2 separate regions of the Homo sapiens genome follow, and region 2 is linked to region 1. Evidence: read pairs that join two places in POLR2A ChIA-PET (ENCODE). Cell type or tissue: CD4-positive, alpha-beta T cell. All regions are shown on one strand. Each heading gives the region's core, and the rest is flanking DNA. Links, peaks and the distances in the headings are about the cores only. Region 1 overlaps USP40 (ubiquitin specific peptidase 40). Region 2 overlaps DGKD (diacylglycerol kinase delta).

Region 1 (6,953 bases), core at 1,849-4,348:
TTACCATGGATTCAACATAACTCGATGTCAACTCATCTATTTTATGGGTCTAAAGGTGGAGCCACTCATTTGTGCTTACAATTAATAATTTACAACCCGGTTTTATCTTTAATGTTGATATCCTGAAATACTATTTGATGAGTGGTGCCTATTTCCTGCCCAATTTCTGGCCTTTCACCTTCATCCTTGGTGTCTCCACTTTACCTGGCAGGTCTACAGTTCTTTTTAATCAGTGAAGAACTGGAGCTCTTAACCTGGGACCTAGGAACCTGTTTTAAAGGATCTGAAATGATACAAAAATTATACATGCATATGTATTTTTCTGAGGAGAAGATTCATAGCTTTCATGAGACTTGCAAAAGGCCTCTAACTTCCCCAAGGGCTAAGATCTATTGATTGGGATTAAGCTGCTTTTTAAGAGTATCAGCTGTGCCCAACCTCTTGGATTATTGGTCTGTGAGGAGAAAAAAAATCCTCCTTGATATATAAAATTACCCATAATCATATATATCTAACAGTGCTAAAAATATATTTTAAAAAACAGTTTCACAAATCTAGTGGGTAAAAAAAAAAGTTGAATGAAAAAAAAAAAACAAAAAACCCCAGCAATATAACAACATGGTAGATTTTCAAACAAGCTCTAAAAATGCATCTAAAAAAACTGAGTAATTCAACTATAATGTGGCTGAGAAAAGACTGCTTAGGACAAGAAAATCTGCATTTATTTAGCAGTACAGCCAAACATAAACTTAGAATGCAACAAATCCAATGCATAGAATAGAATATAAATTTAGAAGTATCAAGACCAAAAAACTTCCACTGAAAAAGAATTAAAGAAATGTGATAAAAGGTATATTTAAAAACTGCATTTGTTTAGCAAAAGGTTCTTATTTTGTAATGTGAACATGAAGTCTAACCAAAAGCTGAATGTGTAGGTATCTTTCCAACACTGTTCCAAACTCTGAAGTTTATACACCAAAGTGAAATACAAAATAAATAAGCAAATGATAAACCTCTCTCTTTGGGTTTGATGAAGGGGCAAAAACTGGATGGAAATACATGTGAAACAGTATAAAATTCAATCTTCCCGTGAAAGCTACAGGCACAGGGTTTAAGGTTTTATTATAGTTTTATCTATAATCTCCAGGATACAAAATCAGTATTGTGTATTATCTAAATCAATGCTCATTTTATTTGCTGGAAAAATTCAATAATTGTCAGCTATAGGAATAGTGCTATCATAATGAAGTGACCGCATAAATATGTCTCTTGTGGTAGCTGTTTAAGACAATGTTCAGTAACCCACTGAGTGAACTGAGCTCAAGGTGATGATGTTTATGAAAAGCTCATCACATCACCCACAGCAGTGGGAACGTCACCACTGCAGATAATAACGACAGCAGCAGGGTTGATGCCATAGAAGCTGAGAAGGAAGGGACAGAGAAGGTTAGAGACAGCACATCCAGGCCACAGGAAATGGTATTAATATACATACATAGACATAGATACATTTATCTATAATAATCATTTTTATATTAATGTTAATGAATTACTAGTATTTAGCAATTAACTAGCATTGGTAATGCTTTTGGTGGAAATTAAGTGTGTGAAAAATACATTAAAGAACAATTCCATAGTGAGAAATCACAGAGAATTGTGAAAAGGAAATATAAATGAATGGCTGCTAGAAGATAAAATGGGAAAAAAACCCACAAAACATTTTTTAAAAATCTGTCCTCCAAAAAGAGTTATTCAGATGTCCATCTCCCTTAGAACAAATAGATATCCTGGACCCAAAGGGCTTGGACAGTAAAGCACAGAGACAGACCTCACATCAGTACTGGGATAAAACACCAATATGTGGCAGAGGGATTTTCAGAAATGCCAAAGTGCTGATATAATAAATCCCTGCCATATCAGAAAGGAGCTGGAATGTGCAAAACTTAAGATGCATGAAAATAACACCAGGGAGGTGTTCCACTAAGCTAAACAGTAGTTGCCTCTCATTTCTCCTCTTATCAAAGTATCTCTTCTTTCCTGGAATGGAAAATAACTATGAATTATACTACAGGAATGGCTACTGATATATGAATGTGATGAATAAATTTGAGAAATGTCAGAATTCTGTTTATTGGTTTGTTTTACTTTTCCCTCTTAGCTCTCACATGGCAAAAGATATCAGTTGCTTCAGTCCTGACTTTCTTTTGTCTTATATTTTGCTTGACTGTACAGAAAGAAAATCAGAAGTATTCTGTTAAATTCCTTAATTAGCAAGTTAAATACTCCCACCTGGGGGAGGAGGTAAGGCTATATTGGATTTGCCAGAGTGAGGAAGAACATATGTCAAGATTATAAAATAACTGTATATTAAGAAAATGAAGACAGCCATCTACTTTCATAGTAGTAAAGAAAGCAAAGCTCAACAAGCTTCTCAGTGACAGAAATAAAAATATATACAACTTTTTTCACAGCAGTAATTGCAAAAAGGAGGGATACTTACGAAACACTGAGGTACAATAAAGTTTTCCCCGGAGAAAAGGAAGTTGGGTGAACTGTTGGGTTGAAAGCCTTAAAAATTCATTATTGTAAAAAATTAAAATACAGAAAATGATGTAAATATCTTTTCAATCCTTAGTGTCAACAGCTTCAAGTATATCCTCGAGACTTTTTCATACAAGTTGACTTGTACTAACTACAAAGTGGGGACCCTGGGAAAAAGCAGTTATCTGTCTTTACCTTTGCTGCTTTAACCAGCCTGTCACAAGTTCCACAGTGGTACAAGTTGTCACAATCAAAAACTTCCTCTTCTACATACATGTTCCAGAGAGCATCTTCCAAACCGGATACATTTTTGACTGCTACTGTTAGATCTAAGAAGTCTTCCTGAAATAGACATGAATATAATATTGAAAAACAATTTCAGAGGTTTACAAACACATCATCAACTCACATATATATTGGGAATAATCAGATATATGTTTTCTAAAACATTACAAATAAAGATGTAGATCTCCTGATTAGATGTTGTGAAGTTCATAACACTAAATTATCCTTCTTTTGAAATTGAACTATAATTTAGCTTAAAATCTATCAGAAAAATATAAGAAAAGTTTATGAATTTACCAAAGATACAATAAAATCTGTTTTATGAGGAAATATAAACCACAATAAGACACGTATCTGAATTCAGAAGTGCATATATACAAGGTATACAGTACTGTTTTAGACTAGACTATAAGAGCAAGGGCAGGGTTGAATTTTCTAATGTAAACTCCATTTCTTTATTTTCTTTTGCTAGGGTTGCCTTAAGATATACTAAAGAAGTTATAAGAAAAAAAAATTATATGGCCAGCCTGGCCAATATGGTGAAACCCTATCTCTACTAAAAATACAAAAAAAATTAGCTGGGTGTGGTGGTGCATGCCTGTAGTCCCAGCTACTGGGGAGGCTGAGGCAGGAGAATTGCTTGAACCTGGGAGGCGGAGGTCGCAGTGAGCCGAGATTGCGCCACTGCACTCCAGCCTGGGCAACAGAGTGAGACTCCATCTCAAAAAAAAGAATTACGTTAAGCTAGGATAAGAAGGTCTTCCTATGAAAATCCAAGAGAATAGTCTGTAAAAAGAGGGTTTATGAAATCTGCTATAACTACATTTGAATCACAATATTTCTAGTAATAAGCACTTACAATTTGGCAAATTTAATTTATATTTATAGTTCTGTATGTGTGTGCAACAGCTTTATTTTAAGAGATTTTGGGGAATGAAAATAGGGCACTTGTTAACTCATGGTGAAGATTTCAAGTACCAAAAGTAACATTTATACAGTATATGGTTTATAATATATACGTGAAAAGTTAATGTCTTTAATTTATAATGGCCTTACATATGTTGTTTTGAAAATACTCTGATTTACTACATCATAGCTAAGTCAAGCATGTAGTAATTCAAAGACACACGCAACATCTTAATTATTTCCAAACTTAAAAAATCACTCTTTTTTTTTTTTTTTTTTGAGACGGAGCCTTGCTCTGCCACCAGGCTGGAGCACAGTGGCGCAATCTCAGGTCACTGCAACCTCCACCTCCCGGGTTCAAGCGATTCTCCTGCCTCAGCATCCTGAAAATCACATATTTTTATATACACATCTATTTTCAAGAAAGCAATTAACACCTTTGAAAATGCTAATTTTGGGCCAGGCGCGGTGGCTCATGCCTGTAATCCCAGCACTTTGGGAGGCCAAGGTGGGCAGATCATGAGGTCAGGAGATCGAGACCATCCTGGCTAACATGGTGAAACCCCGTCTCTACTAAAAAAATACAAAAAATTAGCCAGGCATGGTGGCGGGCACCTGTAGTCCCAGCTACTCGGGAGGCTAAGGCAGGAGAATGGCGTGAACCCGGGAGGTGGAACTTGCAGTGAGCTGAGATCGTGCCACTGCACTCCAGCCTGGGCGACAAAGCAAGACTCCATCTCAAAAAAAAAAAAAAAGAAAATGGTAATTTTGTCCTGATACAAATACACAAACTTCCTTGGCATAAATAACAAAAGCAGCCTTTTATTAAAGGATCAGTGATGAATTCAGTGATAATTGACTATATAAGATTTGTAGGGCAAACAGGATTACATTTACATGAGCAAATTTCCAATTTCTAATTTCCAATTAGATTAAATGGGCAATATGTGTCATTACAAAGAACTGAAGGTTATACTAATTAACATAGGATTACAATAGCTTTATATATAATATATAAACATAAGCACACATATATAAATGAACTTTCTGAAGAATATTAATAAACTAAATCCCATATTTAATTACAAATGTTTGTCAAATTAAACACTCCTTGGTCCTCAGTATTATCTATTTTTATTACCTCCCTAATTAACTTTCTTTACAATATTCCAACCATGATGACACTGGCTTCTCACATGAGGCCACAGTCTTCTATTTGTAAATATCCCCCAAATCTATTTTCCAAATATTAGGGTACTGAATAAAAGATTAAGTTTCAAGATATTTGCTTCTTTCAATCTACATGGAGAAATCTGGATTATAGGCTCATGATTTAGGTGTAGTTAGAAGAAAAAAAAACTCAATAAATTACTTTTAGTAATAAACACTTTAATCCTTGTGTGGTATATATCATACATTTAATTACATGGATTATAATTTACAACATAACTTATTACTAAAATACTCTGGCATATTTACCTGCCTCTCGCTAACGTTCTTACATTCTTTACAAACAATCTGGTTAACAATGGTTCCATGGTACAGACGATAGATGAGGTCATGACCGGAGGTCCCAACTAAAGAAGTTTCCAAAGCGCTGAAGAGGATTCGATTCAGTTCCTGCACATCATGTTGCCTCATTTCCTACAAAACAGGTAACTTTTAGATGTAATTCCGGGCTTCAGATTTTTTAAAACATTAAAAAAACAAACATTAGTCAATAAAAACTCAAGATTTATCAAGCAATCTGAAGATCAGATATAAGAATGACTCAGCAAAACAAGCTGAGCTGGTTAAGAGATTACCACCTATTTTTATTTATACTAAAAAATGAAAATATGAACAGGCTGGGTTCAGTGTGTACATGTAACTCAATTCCTTTGACACCCAGAATGTGCATTTATTCTTGTGGGAAACCACACACATGGCCATGCCACAGAAAGCAGAGAGGGATATACCAGGCACAGACCAGTGTCTAAGAGCTGGCAGTGTCTGCACAGGAACACCTCACTGAGATCAGAGCACATGTGAATAGTCCGAATTATCAACAATAGAAAAGAACTAGAATGTACTGCTTTGAAGTAAAAACAACTAAAACAAGACTAACACAGTGTTACTGAGAAAAAAATCCTGATGGAACTTGCTTTAATCCATTATGAGTCACGCAGTTGTGTGTGAACTTGTGCTTAAGAAAAATTTATAACCAAACCAAGGGGCACACCAAGACTGAGAAGTGGAGAAGAGGAGGAAGAGCAGCTGGGGGGAGGGCCAGGAGAGTGAGGCCCCAGGAAGCAGGAGGAGCTGAGGCTTTAAGGAGGGTGGTGAGTGCTGCTGAGAGCTCCTTCTGCTGAGAACAGAGAAGTGTCTTCTGGACTTGGCACAGGGATGTCACTGTTGACTTCAACCAAAAAAGTAGAAAGGAAGGAGAGGAACAAATGGAGAGTTCAGAAGCAGAGGCAATAAGGGAAGACAATTTCAAAAATAAGTTTCAACCAAGAGCAATAGCTCATGCCTAAAATCTCAGCTACCTGGGAGGCCGAGGCAGCAGGATGCCTTGAACCCAGGGCTGCAGTGAGCTATGATCATGCCATTGCACTCCAGGCTGGTGACAGTGAGACCTCATCTCAAAAAAAAAAAAAAAAAAAAAAAAGTTTTGTGTGAAGAGCAGCAGATAAAGTGGATGAAAGCTGGAGGACTTCTATCTTGCCTTTTAAAATACAAGACCCTCAAGGATGTAATTTATCTAATATCACTGGCTATGATGGGATAGAAAACTTGTGGAAGTTTTCAAGCTCTGTTCCTAAACAATCCTACACTTCGCAAAGGTACCACAGAGACCTTCTCCTACCACTGCAGGTCCAGTCCTAGAGGGTTTTCTGCAAGATCTTATTTAGACAAAAAACAAAAAAAATTTTCACAGCATTAAGAAGAAACCAGCAACTTAGTGAAGCTCATTATCAAAAACAAAGAAAAATCTATCAACCAATGACTAGATTAAAAAAAAAAAACAAAAAACATGTGGCATATCCATCTAATAGAATCTCATTTGGCAATAAAATGGAATGAAGTATCGACACATACTACAACATGAATGAACCCTGAGAACAGTACTTTAAGTGAAAGAAGACTGTTACGAGACCACCTATTGGATCACTCCATTTCTATGAAATGTCCAGAATAGGCAAATTCATAGAGACAGAAAGGAGGTCAGTGGTTGCCAG
Region 2 (6,953 bases), core at 2,482-4,981, 140 kb before region 1:
TCTCAAGATCCTTAACTTGATTACATCTGCAAAGACTGTTTTTCTAAATAAGGTCACATTCACAGGTTCCAGAGATTAGAACATGGACATACCTTTTGGAGGCCATCATTCGATGCCCTATAGCTACAAATAAGAATGGTGTGAACAGGCAAGGTTTTATTCTTTCACACCAAAGAAAGTAGTCCTTGGTGAGTATGGTCATTCTGCAAGGTCGACCGAGCCCTTCCAGAATGTGAGTCTTCTAGTCTAAGAGGCTATGAGGTGCTAGTCACCACTGTGTCTCCTGTTGTTGGACGGGGAGACGAGGAGAGGAGAAAGTGTGTTGCCTGGTAGGAGTTCATAACCAGGATTCATGGCCCCCTCAAAGCGGTCTGTGGATATGACTATATTGTATTAAAATTGGTTTCCACTGTAATCATAAGTATTTTATTTTTGGCACTTAGAGAAATTCTGAGAAGGAGTTCATAGGCCTCACCAGACTGCCAGAAGGGGTCCATGGCACAGAACAGACGAGGAGCTCTTGTATGACTTCTCCAAAGTGTGACATGGCACTTCTGCGGACATCCTCCCGGTTGATCTTTAGTTATGTGCTCATACCGTATAGCTCTCAGGATGCTTGCCCTGAAATAATCATATCAGAATAACCATGTTATGCAGAGAGAAGGGTGATTTTTCATGTCTGTATTTATGACTTCCTTTTCCCCAAGTAATATTTTTGAATAGTTTATGGTATCAAGAAGTTTGATGAAGTATATCATAAAGAAGGTCTTCCTTGTTAGCTGTGTGACCTAGGGCAGATACTTCATCTTTCTGAGACTCAATTTTCTCATCTGTGAAATGGGATAATACTGGACTGTATCTCAAAGGTCATTGGATTGGCACAGAAGTGCGTTCTGAATGTTTCCTAGTTTCTAATCTCCACCACCAGTCATCTCTACTAGTAGGAAAGTAATAGGGTTTAACTTGCTAACATGTAACAGTTATTCTGATTTATAGGAGTTTCAAAGGATTTCAAACGAGGCCAACTTTACAGATATATTAAAAATAGCTTTTGTAGCAGAAGAGTAGATATCCGGAAAAAGTTATCCTTAAAAGTTTTCAAGGTATAATCAATACAAACAGGAAAAATAAAAGTTAAGGGAAAACCAAGTATAATTTAACATATAAGATGCCTTTAATTGGTAGCTAAATAAAAAGGAAGCTATGTAATGGATCAGAGTATTGCGTTTAAATCTTGTCATGGCAGAGCACGGTGGCTCATGCCTGTAATCCCAGCATTTTGGGAGACCAAGGCAGGAGAATCACTTGAGGCTAGGAGTTTAAGACCAGCCTGGGCAGCATAACAAGATCCTGTCTCTACAAAAAATAAAAAAAATTATCCAGGTACGGAGGCATGCACCTGTAGTCCCAGCTACTTGGGAGGCTGAGGCGGGAGGATCACTTGAGCCCAGGAGTTCTAGGTTGCAGTGAGCTGTGATTGCACCACTGCACTCCAGCCTGGGCAACAGAGAGAGATCGTGTCTCAAAACATAAAATAAATCTTGTCCATGTGGCATTCATATTTGTTGGGTGAATGAAAGTTCCCTAGTAGGCCTACCTAGCGTGAAACTGTGGCTGAGTTTCTCAGCTGTTTCTAACAGACATCAGCCCAGAGGATGGTTAGGACTGCTTCTTGGGTGAGGAACCGTGATCTTTATCCAGATTTCATCATCAGTTTTCCTTTTTAGCATGTTTGGATTTCAGATATTTTCTGGGCAAAATTCCTAAGCCAGTTAACTTTGGCTCGGAGAGAGGAAAAACTGTTTTTTTTTTTTTTTTTCAGATGAGTCTCACTCTGTTGCCCAGGCTGGAGTGCCGTGCTGCGCTCTCAGCTCACTGCAACCTCCGCCTCCCGGGTTCACGCAGTTCTCCTGCCTCAGCCTCCCAAGTAGCTGGGACTACAGGCATGTACCACTACACCTGGCAAACTTTGTATTTTTAGTAGAGACAGGGTTTCACCATGTTGGCCAGGCTGGTCTCGAACTCCTGACCTCAGGTGATCCACCCATCTCGGCCTCATGGGATTACAGGCGTGAGCCACTGCGCCCATCCAGAGAAACTGTATATAATTGGCAAATGTCTCTGCATAAAAGACTCTTCCTAATTGCTGCAACTGCTGGCCCAGGTCTGGGACAGGGAGAATTGTATTTGTGGGTCCCAAAAGTCCTCTTGAGTGTGAAGTGTCTTTGCTCTTCCTGTTGGGAAGCCCCACGTTCGTTAGCAGCTCCTGCCCCCTGGGCTCACTTCTGCAAAGCAAGCCTGCCTCTATTTCTGCTCAAGTGCAGTGTTCCAGGAGAACCTGACTGCATGTCCCAGCTCTGCCAGCTCTCAGTGGTGGGTTCTTGGCCACCTGTAGCTTCATTCTCCCATCTGCCAATGAGGGTGGTCCTACCTAGCACAGCAATGGTGGGGCAGTCGAGCACCGGGCAGAGTAGGTGCTCAGTGAATGAAATACTGTAATTATTAACACATGCCATGGACAGCAGTGCAGGCCTGCGGGATCAGGTGCAGAAGGAAGTTAACCCAGTGAATTCCACACCTGGTAATCCACACTGTGTTCTCAGGTTAAAGAAGCAGGAGGAAGCAGGCATTGAGTCAAATTGGTGGCTGTTTGCTAAGTGTGGGGTTTTACTGAAGGCAGCACCTGCTTCTGCAGCACAGCTGGTCTGAAAAGCCAGGTTGCTCCTTGTGAGGGCTTAGGGGTCGGTTTTAACAGTCACTCCAAGCAGGCACAGGGAGAAGATGCTGTCCTCTTCTGGCAGCCTGGCTGGTGAGCAGTGGAACCAATTGTGGTGTCTCTTCTTTAGAGTTTGGGGTGGGAGAAGACGCAGTTACTCGTCTGGGCTGTTTGTTTAGATTATCAGTGGGGTTTGCATTTGTGAAATCTAAGCCATTTTCACCTTATGATTGTATGTGTTTGAAAAAGTATTTGTGTTGTTAACACTTGTTATACTTGTTAATTTTTATGAACAAGTGTAGCGTACTTGTTAATTGTCTTTATTTACAAATGGCAGAGAAAACAAAGTGGATAGTTGAGAGACTGTCATTGGATTATAGTAATTTAGTAAGGGAAAGAGTTCTTTGAGAAAAGACCTGGGGGGAAGATACATGGATTTGATTGAATTTTTTCCTAGGGTGCCTAGGCAGTGAATACTTTTTAGCCATCTTTACTCAGTATGCTTTTAAATGTGTCACGGTGTGATTGAGCCAAGTTCCGTCTGTCTGGTTTTTTTTTTTCCTTGAAAGTTACAAAAATGGTATCATTCTCTAGGAAATCATGTTAAAAAAAAATCCCACGTTCCCGTCCCAGAATAACCTGGTGTTTCACAGTACATAGTGGTAGGATCTTTTTATTTCCTTGAAACAACTTGTTATCAAATTAAGATAATTTCCTGCTCTGTGGTAGGGAGACTGCTGTTTATTGACCCAGTCCTTCCTCCTCACCACACAATTGAAGAACCTGGTTTGAAGTGTAAACCTAAAAAACATGTGATCCCCCCATACCGTTTTTTTTTTTTTTTTTTTTTTTTTTTTTAAGACAGGAGGAGGACTGTGGGAGTGGTTATCAGTAGATCTGTGCAGAAGGGTTGGCCCTGCAGACTGGGTCTGGTGTAGAATGTGCCCTGTGGGAGCTGCCTCCAGGCCTGTGGCTGGGTGTGTTAATCAGTGCTGGACTTCATACAGAAAAGTCGATGCTGTTTTCTTTTCTTTTTCTTTTTTTTAAATTTGGTAGAGATATGATCTCACCATGTTGTCCAGGCTGGTCAACATGATCCAATCCTCCTGCCTTGGCCTCCCAAAGTGCTGGGATTACAGGTGTGAGCCACTGTGCCTGGCCAATGCTGTTTTCTTTGTAGCTGAATTGTTCATTGGCTGCAAAGCTATAGAGGGTGGGTCAAGATAATTAGATGTTTGGAAAATAGTTAAGAGGGGGATTGGCTTCCACCCCATTCTTTGATTTTTTTTCTCTTTGAAGAAAGAGGGGGGGCTCAAGGGACACTGACCTTGGAGGCAGGAGCCTTGGGGTTTGTCCTGTGCCCGTCATTGACCGGGATCGCTTCCTTTTCTGTAAATCAAGGTCATGGGCGCAGCTGACTTGCCAAGGCTGTTGCCAGCTCTGCGCTGCCTTCTGAGGAACTTGATGGTTTGCTTCCTGTGAAAACTTGATGGTTTGCTTTAAGGTATCACTAGATACCTTGGGGTGATATCTAATCACACCAATGAAGAGATTGGGTATTTGTTTTTCCCAAATCCCTAAGTGCTGATTTCTCCAGGGCAGTACACAACCTCTTATCTTTAGCACTCACTTTGACTTGCATAAGTTTCCTGGCTTGGATGATAAGCTATATGGTCACCCTGCTTATTCAGAGAAAGGTTCATAGTGTTCTTTAATGACTATTCTAATACATGAAAACCATTTTTTGTGACTTGAGACATAATTGATGTACAATAAACTGCAGTATTTAAGGTGTACAGTTTGATAGTTTTTATACACACACACTTTCTCTCTCTCTCTCTCATAATTACACTGAAGCTGTCACCATAGTCAGGATAACATTTCCATCACCCTGAGAATTTCCTTGTAATCCTTCCTTCTCTGCCTCTTCACAGGCAAACATGGATGGATTTGTTTTCTGTCATTGTAGATTACTCTGCATTTTAAAAAGAATGCTATATAAATTGAGTAATGCAGCATGTACTACTTTTTTTTTTAATGTCTGGCTTCTTTCACTCAGCATAATGGTTTTGAGATTTTTCATGTTACGAATATCAGTAGTCCATTGTATGCATATTCCAGCATTTGTCTATTCTATTGGTGGGCATTTAGGTAGTTTCTAGTTTTGGGTTATTACTAATAAAACTATGAACATTTGTATACAAGTCTTTTGTGTGGACATATTTTCATTTCTCTTGGGTAAACACCTTGAAGTGGAATCGCTGGATCATATAGTAGGTATATGTTTAACTTCTTAAGAGGCTGCTAAACTGTTTTCTGAAGTGGTGATCCAATTTTATATTCCCACCAGCAGTGTATAGAGAGTTCCAGTTGCTCCACATCCTCACCAACACTTGGTGTGATCAGTCTTTTTAATTTTATGTGTCCTAATAGTTATGTAGTGTTACCCCATTGTGGCTTTAATTTCCATTTCCCTGATGACTAATGATGTCAACATCTTTTCATGTGTTTGTTGGTCATTTGTATGTCTTTTGTGAAATGTGTGCTAGGACATTTATCCATTTTTTTAATTGGGTTCTTATTGAGTTGTAAGACTTCTTTATGTATTTTGGATGTAAGTCCTTTGTCTGATACATGTGTTGTGAATGTTTTTCTCAGTCTGTGGCTTGTGTTTTCTTTAATGACACTTTTAGAACAGAAGTCTTTCTTTTTGGTGAAATTCAACTTATCAGTTTTTTAAATGGCTCATTCTTCTAGTATTCTATCCAGAAAACCCTTGTCTACCTCGGCTTGCAAAGATTTTCTTCTATAAGTTTTGTAGTTTTAGGTTTTACAGTTGGGATTATTATTGATGTTCTTCCCCCGACCCCCATATGGATATTCAGTTTTTGAGGCAGCGTTTATTGAAGATACATTCCATTCCTCATTTAATTACCTTTGCTGCCTTTTTTCAAAAGTCAATTAACCTTTTATTTTTGAGTCTCTTTCCAGATTTTCTATTTTGTTTTATTGAACTATATTATGTCTGCCTTTACTGAAATAATTCTACACTTTGTTGATTACTGTAGTTTTATAGGAAGTGTTGAAATTAGAGTCATCTTTGTTCTTTTCTAACATAGCTTTATTCTAAGTACTTAGCATTTTCATATAAATTTTAATATTAGTTTGTCAATTTCTATAAGTGAGGCCTGCTAGAATTTTGTTTGAGATTGTGTTAAATCTGTAGATCAATTTGGGGAGAATTGCTATCTTAATAACATTGAATCTTTAATGATGTTGAGTTTTCCAGTACATTAACACGATCTCTCTCTCTTTATTTAGGTGCTTTAAATTTATCTCAGCAGTGCTTTGTAGTTTTCAGTGTAGATGTCTTTAACGTCTTTTGTTAGATTCATTTCAATGTAATTTATGTTTTTATTTTTATTAACTAAATGGAATTTATAAACATTTTATATCTGTTTGCTGCTAATATATAAGAATACAGTGGATTTTGTGACCTTGCAAAATACTGCTTGTTTAATTCTAGTAGTCATTGTGTAGATTCCCTAGAAAGTTCTATATAAAGTTGTATCATTTGCAAATAGGGACAGCTTTACTTCTTCCTTTCTGACTCACATGCCTTTTATTTATTTTTCTTGCTTCATTGCAAAGGCTAAGATTCCAGTACAGTGTTGAATAGGAGTAGCGAAGGCAGGAATCCTTCCACCTTTTCCAGTCTTAACATGAAACAGTTCGGTTTTCATCATTAAATGTGATGTTAGCTGTAGGCTTTTTGTAGGTATCCTTTATCAGTTTGAGGATGTTCTTTACTTGATCGCTGACAGTTTTAATTATTAATGGGTGTTGAATTTTGTCAAATGCTTTTCTGCATTTATTGAAGTGAACACATGGTTTTTTTCTCCTTTATATTATTAAAAGGGCAAATTAAATTGGTTGATTTTCAAATTTAAGACAACTTTTCATTCTTGGGTTAAACCCTATTTGCTCATAATATGTTTTTTATTTATTGTTGGATTCAATTTGCCATTATTTTGTTAAGGATTGTTGCACCAATATTCATGAAGGTATTGATCTGTAATTTATTTCTCTCCCTTTCTTCCCTCATTTCTTCCTTTCTGCCTTTGTCAGGTTTTGGTACTTTAAAAAATAGAGAGTCAGGCCAGATGTGGTGGCTCACGTCCGTAATCCCTGCATTTTGGGAGGCCGAAGCAGGTGGATCACTTGAGGCTAGGAGTTC

Evidence for each region. ChIA-PET counts read pairs that join two places held together with the same protein. Peaks named below come from ENCODE experiments on the same cell type or tissue, not always from the same donor. Only the 100,000 strongest peaks of a DNase experiment are listed, where the experiment ranks them.
Region 2: POLR2A ChIA-PET joins it to region 1 with 5 read pairs; 3 of 35 experiments call an interaction of 5 or more read pairs at or near these places.

The regions. Positions count from the first base shown.
Region 1 is chr2:233,551,644-233,558,596 of GRCh38, forward strand. USP40 (ubiquitin specific peptidase 40) reads right to left here. Exons shown (of 32, transcript NM_001365479.2): 5 at 5,212-5,376; 6 at 2,737-2,883. Among named protein-coding and RNA genes, the nearest start is that of USP40, 12 kb to the right of the region's middle. In CD4-positive, alpha-beta T cell, for the core only: no CTCF peak of the experiment used is centred there; no DNase peak of the experiment used is centred there.
Region 2 is chr2:233,406,243-233,413,195 of GRCh38, forward strand. The region is part of intron 3 of DGKD (diacylglycerol kinase delta); the gene reads left to right. Among named protein-coding and RNA genes, the nearest start is that of DGKD, 55 kb to the left of the region's middle. In CD4-positive, alpha-beta T cell, for the core only: no CTCF peak of the experiment used is centred there; DNase peaks (open chromatin) are centred at 2,700 and 3,529; H3K27ac peaks cover 1,991 bases.